Linked DNA regions of Homo sapiens: region 2 is linked to region 1. Evidence: chromatin contacts called from ENCODE Hi-C data. All regions are on one chromosome and are shown on one strand. Each heading gives the region's core, a stretch centred on a gene start or an enhancer-like site at or near the end of the contact. The rest is flanking DNA. Distances are from core to core; before and after follow the strand shown. Region 1 holds the start of STX18 (syntaxin 18). Region 2 holds the start of EVC2 (EvC ciliary complex subunit 2).

Region 1 (3,074 bases), core at 58-2,557:
GTTTTTGAAAGTCTTTTTTTGGAGTCTGGCTTAATAGAAAACAGCTGTTCTGCATTTACTCCGTTGCAATATCACAGTCTCCAGCAAACTCAACTGTATGCAACTCATAAGAAAATCAGAGCGAAAAGGCAAATAACATCTTAGTATTGTGAAAATTTTATCTTGATGACCATTAAAACTGCTGTTTTAATACATATTCTACTTGTGCTTCCTCTTTATGAAAAAAGAAATCTTGAAGAAATCAATGAGATTTTGAATTAAAACTGAACCATAGGCCAGGCACGGTTGCACGTGCCTATAGTCCCAGCTACTCAGGAGGCTGAGTCCGGGAGGATCGTTTGAGCCCTGGCGTTCCAGCTGTAGTGAGCTAGGATGGCGCCTCTGACTAGCCACTGCAATCCAGCCTGGGCAACATAGTAGACCCCCGTCTCAAAAAACAACACAAAACAGAACATGAACCTAAAATGCAGAAGAAACTCATTGATTGAGTTGTCAATTTTAATAGCTATGGCTCAAGACGGTACAATTAAAAACTATGCATGAAGGATGAAGAGAATCCAGCGGCATTAGGGCCACTCTTTCACCTTTGTCTCCATCTAAACTTCCTATTCATCCTTCAAATCTCTGCACAGGTGACGCCTTTTCTCTAAAGCCTCTTCCTTTACCACAAATAACAGTGATTATAATAATAACATTATTAACGATTACTACCATTTATTGGCCACTTACTAGGAGCCAAGCAACATCAAAACACAGCACGCGTCAGCTCACTTAATTTTCACAGTAAACCCCGAGGAGGATGCTGGCTTCACTTTAAAAAGAGGTGACTGAAGGTTGGAGAAGAAAGGCCTCTGGCCTCTAGCTCTGTGCCTTGCACACCTGATCTGTCTCAGCATTTATTGCATCCCGAGGGTCACCGTCCACGTGCCTCTATCCTGCTCAAGGTGAGTTCTTGCAGTCAAAGGTCAAGGGTGGCTCGTCTCCACTTCCCCCGCAACCAAACCGCCCGGTCTCAGTGAGGGAGCCGCCAGAAGGGAAGGAGCCTCCTAGCTTCCCGGTCCTCACGCTCCCGGAGCCCACACGCCCCAAACAGACACAGAAGAGCTCGCTGAGCTCTCCGCGCAGCTAAACCCTCCAAGCTTTGCTGGGAGAAACCGATGCCCGAGAGCGCGTCGCGAGGTTCCTCCTCCGCCAGGTGCGCCGGCTGAGGCCGGAACCTTTTTCCTCCCGCCGCGGTAGCAGGGCGCAGGCCGGAACCTTTCTTCTCGCGTCGCCGTTGCCGGGGGGAGGCGTGTGGGGCAGGACCAGTCCTTCAGCGGCCGGGTTCGCGCCGCGGTCGCCGGCTGCTTACGTGGGCGGGCCTAGTGTGGGGCTGAGGGTGCGGGTCGCTATGGCGGTGGACATCACGCTGCTATTCCGGGCCAGCGTCAAGACCGTGAAGACGCGGAACAAGGCGCTGGGAGTGGCGGTGGGCGGCGGGGTCGATGGCAGCCGGGACGAGCTGTTCCGCCGGAGCCCCCGGCCCAAGGGCGACTTCTCCAGCCGGGCCCGCGAAGTGGTGAGCTGGTTGCTATGGAAACGGCGGGTTGAGGAGGGGGCAGTCCTGCGACAGGGACCCCGGGCCCCAAACCAGACCCCGTCCCGTAAGCATTGTGTGAAGGGGGTGGCTCTAAGGGGGACAGAAGAGTTGGCCTCAGAGACCCTACAGCTTTTTGGGGGAAGGAACAGCCTTATTTTGAGGAAGGGGGACGCATATTGGGGAACAGATTTCTCCTGCGGCGACAGGGATTGGGGGACAAGAAAGGAGATCCTCAGAAATCTCTATCTGGAAAGTGCATGGGCGGCTTTGTGAGGTCATGAGTTCGCCGTCACTACAGACTTGCACTCAGGGGAAACCTCCTGACAGTCCTTCGCTTCCTGTTGCAGCACTGACCACACCATATTTGCCTGTTCTATTTACTTGTCTGCCTCCCACCCCTAGTTGAGATTAAAAACTGTATTCAGCCGAACTCTTTCTTCCCTTTGTCTCTGCAATAAGTAGGACTCAGTTCCTCTTGAGACGGGTTTAGGGTAATCTTTCGCAAACACAGTGTTACAGTCACCTCAACTACTTTCTGTTCCCTGATCAGAGCAGGTGTCCCTTCATCTCCCTGGGAACAGGAACCTTTTCCTTAAGGGCAGGGACAGTGTTGTTTTCATCTCAGAATGCATGACTCATAGCATTGCTTAGTAAATGTTTGTTGAATGAGTGAATGAACAAATGGCTGTCTTTCCCATTAAACAGAAAACTCCATAAGGGGAGAGCTGTTTGTCTTGTTCCCTTTTGTGTTCGTGACACCAAGGAGGTATCTAGGTTTTGTGGGGCCTACAGCTTATATAGTTCTGTCTGCCCTCTTCAAGAAATAAAAATCACCAAGAAAGATTCAGAGCTTTGGAAGATTGAAGAGAGGGACCCTAAAGCTTAAGCCTCATTAATTTCACAGTAAATCCTTCTCTGCTTGGCATACACTTGGCACTGTATAGACACTCAGATATTTTTGAATGAATGTAGTCATGCATGCATTAATGACAGTTAGCAGAGGATACTTAAACATTAGAAAGGGGATTGGACCAGATGAATACACTCGCCCTATTGATGACCGTCTATGAAGCACCTACCTTCTGACCAGCCTCGTGTTAGAGTAATATGATGTAAAAGCAGTGGTGGAGTAGACGGACATAGACATAAAACAAGTGCCATAAAGCCTTGCAGGTGTTGTGTAGGGCACAAAAAGAATGTGGTCAGTTCTACCTGAGGACCAGAAAAGGCTTTATAGAGGCGATGATGCCTAAAACAAATCTTGAAAGAGGATTAGTTGGTTCCAGTGCAGAAGGACATCTCAGGCTAAGAGAATAGTATGCGCTAAGCTGTGGAGGTAGGTAACAGTCTGACATAAGTTGGTTCAATAAACATTTGAGTGAGACTGGAATGTGGGACTCTCATAAAAATTGGACGCGGAGATCTTAAAGGGCTTTGTGTATCATTGCAGAGTTTGAATTTTGCCCTGTAGATGGTCAGATGTTATCTGGTAGAG
Region 2 (3,042 bases), core at 37-2,536, 1.2 Mb before region 1:
GCCTGTAATCCCAGCACTTTGGGAGGCTCAAGTGGAGGATTGTCTGAGCCCAGGAGTTTAAGACCAGTCTTGGCAACATAGTGAGACCCTGACTCCATAAAAAATACTAAGGAGATTTTTTAAATGTAGGGTTATTTGCTTTTTACTTTATCATAAAGTTGTTGACTATTAAATTAACCTTTAAATGACTGACTGTCAAACAACTCCAACGGTCCAGCAACATGCTTGGCATTTAGCCTGTGGTCTTGTCACATGCCTGACAGCTGCCACGTACCCCCTGGTGTGGGGAACTTGGCTTATAAATTCTCAGCTTCTCGAACCCCATGGCCTTGTCCATGTTAGGTCAGGAAAGGCCTGTCCTTGGATGGTCTGGGTTATGGGGAGAGAGGCTGCCAGGGGCCAGGCTCGCTGGCCTGAGACTTTATAGACAGCCTAACAGCCTGCCCCGCAGGAAGGCTGGCGGGAGTGGAGCCCTCCCCCGTCAACAGGTGTCAGCTGTCACCCAGGACCTAGGCAGGGATGAGGAAGCACACAAAAGGCTCCACCAGTCCCCCTTTTTGTGTCTTTCTCCTCCTCCTCCTCCTGCGTCCCTTGGCAAAGCAAATCCCTGTCCCCTCGGAGAGTTCAGGGAGAGCTTGCTTAGGGCTGCGACTTCAGACACCAGCTCCCCTCTTTCTAGGTCCCCAGAGAGGTGGCCCAGCGGCTGGCCTGTTTCCCACTGGGAATGCGAGGGGCACCCGGGCCGGCCCAGGGCTGACCCACAGCAGGCTCGGGCAGTGGGTGCTCAGCTGGTCTGCACTGAACGCAACCGGAAGTGAGGGTCCTTTTCCTTCTCTGCGGCCACCCCCTCCTCCCCGAGCTTTCCTGAACCTTCTGGGTGCTCCAGGACTCCCGGCCCCGCGCTCCAAATGCTTCTCCGTTTTCTAAGCGGGGATGGGGAAACTCTGGATTCACATCCGTGTGTCAGGAAACCGTTCCCAGGGGAAGTGCGTCTGAGCTGAGGCTTACAGACCCAGGTAGGCGGTAGCGGAGGGGCCCTTGGGGTCCTGGTAACCTCGGGGAGCAGGGGAGTGACCCGCTCTGATTCGGTTTGGGCGCAAGCAAACCCAGGCCTGGCCGCCGGGCGCCTGGGCCGCGCCAACTCGCTCTCCCCCTCCCACGCCCGTCCGGCACCTCCTGGCCCGCCAAGCCCCAGATGCGGGTGTTTGTTCCAGAAAACTTTCGGCGGCGGCTCGCACTGAGCATGCTCGGCGGCGGGGCGGGCCTGGGGTCCGGAAGCTCCAGCGACTCGGCGGCACCCGCCGCTTTGAGGTAGCGGGTCCCGACAGGCGATGGACCCCTCGGGCTCCCGGGGGCGCCCCACGTGGGTGCTGGCCGGGGGTCTCCTGGCAGTGGCCCTGGCGCTGGGGGGCCGAGGCTGTCTCGGCGCCAGCTCACGTCCCCGCTGGCGCCCCCTCGGCGCGCAGCCACCCCGGGATCCCCAGGTGGCTCCTAGGTCTGGGCCCGGCCTGAGGATCCCTCCGGGGCGGAGCGGGGCGGGGCCCGAGAGCAGCACGCAGGTAAGGAGGGCCCGACCCCAGGCTCCGGTCTGACTGTAGTGGTTTGACTTTGTCTACACCGGCGGTGGCAGGGAGGACCCTTAGTATTTCGCAAAGAATGAGGAAGGGAGGGCAGGATCTGAATAGGGTGCTTCGCGGCCCTTAGGTGTATCCCGCTCACGGCCAGAAAGCTTCGAGGGAAACTGGAGACCTTCCTCGGGGTGTGGCAGCTGCCGGCTTGGACTTCACCAGCGACCCTGGTTCGAATCCTGCTCTCCATTTTACGAGCTTCGACCTAGGGCAGTTCACTCCTGTGCCCCAGTTTCCTGATCGTTGAAACGGGGCCGTCGCGGCGTCCACCCCAGAGGGTGGAAGTGGGTTAGATGAGCTCACATATGCAGAGCCCCTTGCAGAGGCCAGCACTGGGAAATTGCAGCGGTTTTTAAAAGTGGGGGCTCTTGGCTGGACTCTTAGGTGACTGAACTCTCCTGGCTGATGGATTTAGCCACTTCCTACTTCACCCTGGCCCTCCCTCTGTGGTCCTAAACTCGAAAGGCATGGATCCCTGGCTGTAGCCCTAGACTTGACCTCCCCCGACAAAGCTGGTCACCAGTCCTAGTGCCTTTTCCTCCAAATCAGCTCGGATGTCTGCCCCTCCTCACTCCCCACTGCCACTCCCTGGCTTCAGGTCCCACCACTTCACTTCCAGCCCTTGGTGATGGTTTTCCCACGTCTCCCATCCATTTTCCCCCAGACCTCTGGGGTGGTCTGTCCTGGTAGACATTCTGCCACTCCTGTCCCATGCTGGCACTCTTCTCTCCACCTTATTGCCCCTGACAGCACACCCAGGCTCCTATTCCCAGGACTGCCCTGGCCAATGGTCTGGCCCATTGATGCTGCCCTGAGGTCCTCCCACCTCTCTCCTAGGGTGGTGGGTCGTGTCCTGCTGTGTTCTCTACCCCAGGACACTTGCGACACTGGCAGAGGTTTAGTCTCTTAAAAGAGACCCTGCTCCCTTTCTGTCTTTAGGTTTTCACTGGAAAAACGCCATGTCAGTGTCCTGAGCTTTCAAAAGTCCAATGACAGAACATGTTCCCTGGGTCCTTTCACTTGCATCTGCCCTGTGAGATGGGAGTATCTGGCCCGTTTTGCAGGTGACAAAACCAAGGCTCAGGGAGCCGCGTCCCCAGGCCTGTCCTGTACTCTCTCTCTGGCCCCCGAGTTCAGAGCCTGCGTGCCTGGCCTCACCTGCTTTGCACAAGCTCTTCCTTCTGGGAAGCCAGTGTCAGAAATCCTGGTGCACATTGGCCTCTGTCAGCCACAGTGGTGTTGAGGGTGGTCCCTGCCAGAAGGGAGGGACGGTGCCTACTGGGAAGGGCCTGAAGCCATCTAGGACCATGGTGGGTGTAGAGTACCTCACCCTCAAGGGCAACCCCTGCCTTTGCAGGAATCTGGGAATGAGCACCTGTATTCAGGTGCCCTTGGCATCTTGAGCACGTCCCCT

Evidence for each region. A loop is a pair of places that touch in the nucleus more often than their neighbours do. Pooled maps may share reads with other maps.
Region 2: a loop to region 1 is called in a pooled map, with 5 times the contacts of the local background. The contact joins the promoter of EVC2 here to the promoter of STX18 in region 1. A Hi-C loop is called at or near these places in 1 of 37 single-sample maps with no recorded cell type and 2 of 50 pooled maps.

The regions. Positions count from the first base shown.
Region 1 is chr4:4,540,281-4,543,354 of GRCh38, reverse strand. It overlaps STX18 (syntaxin 18), which reads left to right and starts at 1,307. Exons shown (of 11, transcript NM_016930.4): 1 at 1,307-1,558. The coding sequence starts at 1,391. LOC124900165 reads right to left here and starts at 1,224. Exons shown (of 6, transcript XM_047416490.1): 1 at 880-1,224. STX18-AS1 (STX18 antisense RNA 1 (head to head)) reads right to left here and starts at 1,224. Exons shown (of 6, transcript NR_037888.1): 1 at 880-1,224. RefSeq lists enhancers at 1,139-1,433, 1,158-1,437.
Region 2 is chr4:5,706,803-5,709,844 of GRCh38, reverse strand. EVC2 (EvC ciliary complex subunit 2) reads left to right here and starts at 1,286. Exons shown (of 22, transcript NM_147127.5): 1 at 1,286-1,559. The coding sequence starts at 1,332. RefSeq lists silencers at 1,197-1,246, 1,287-1,666 and an enhancer at 727-1,346.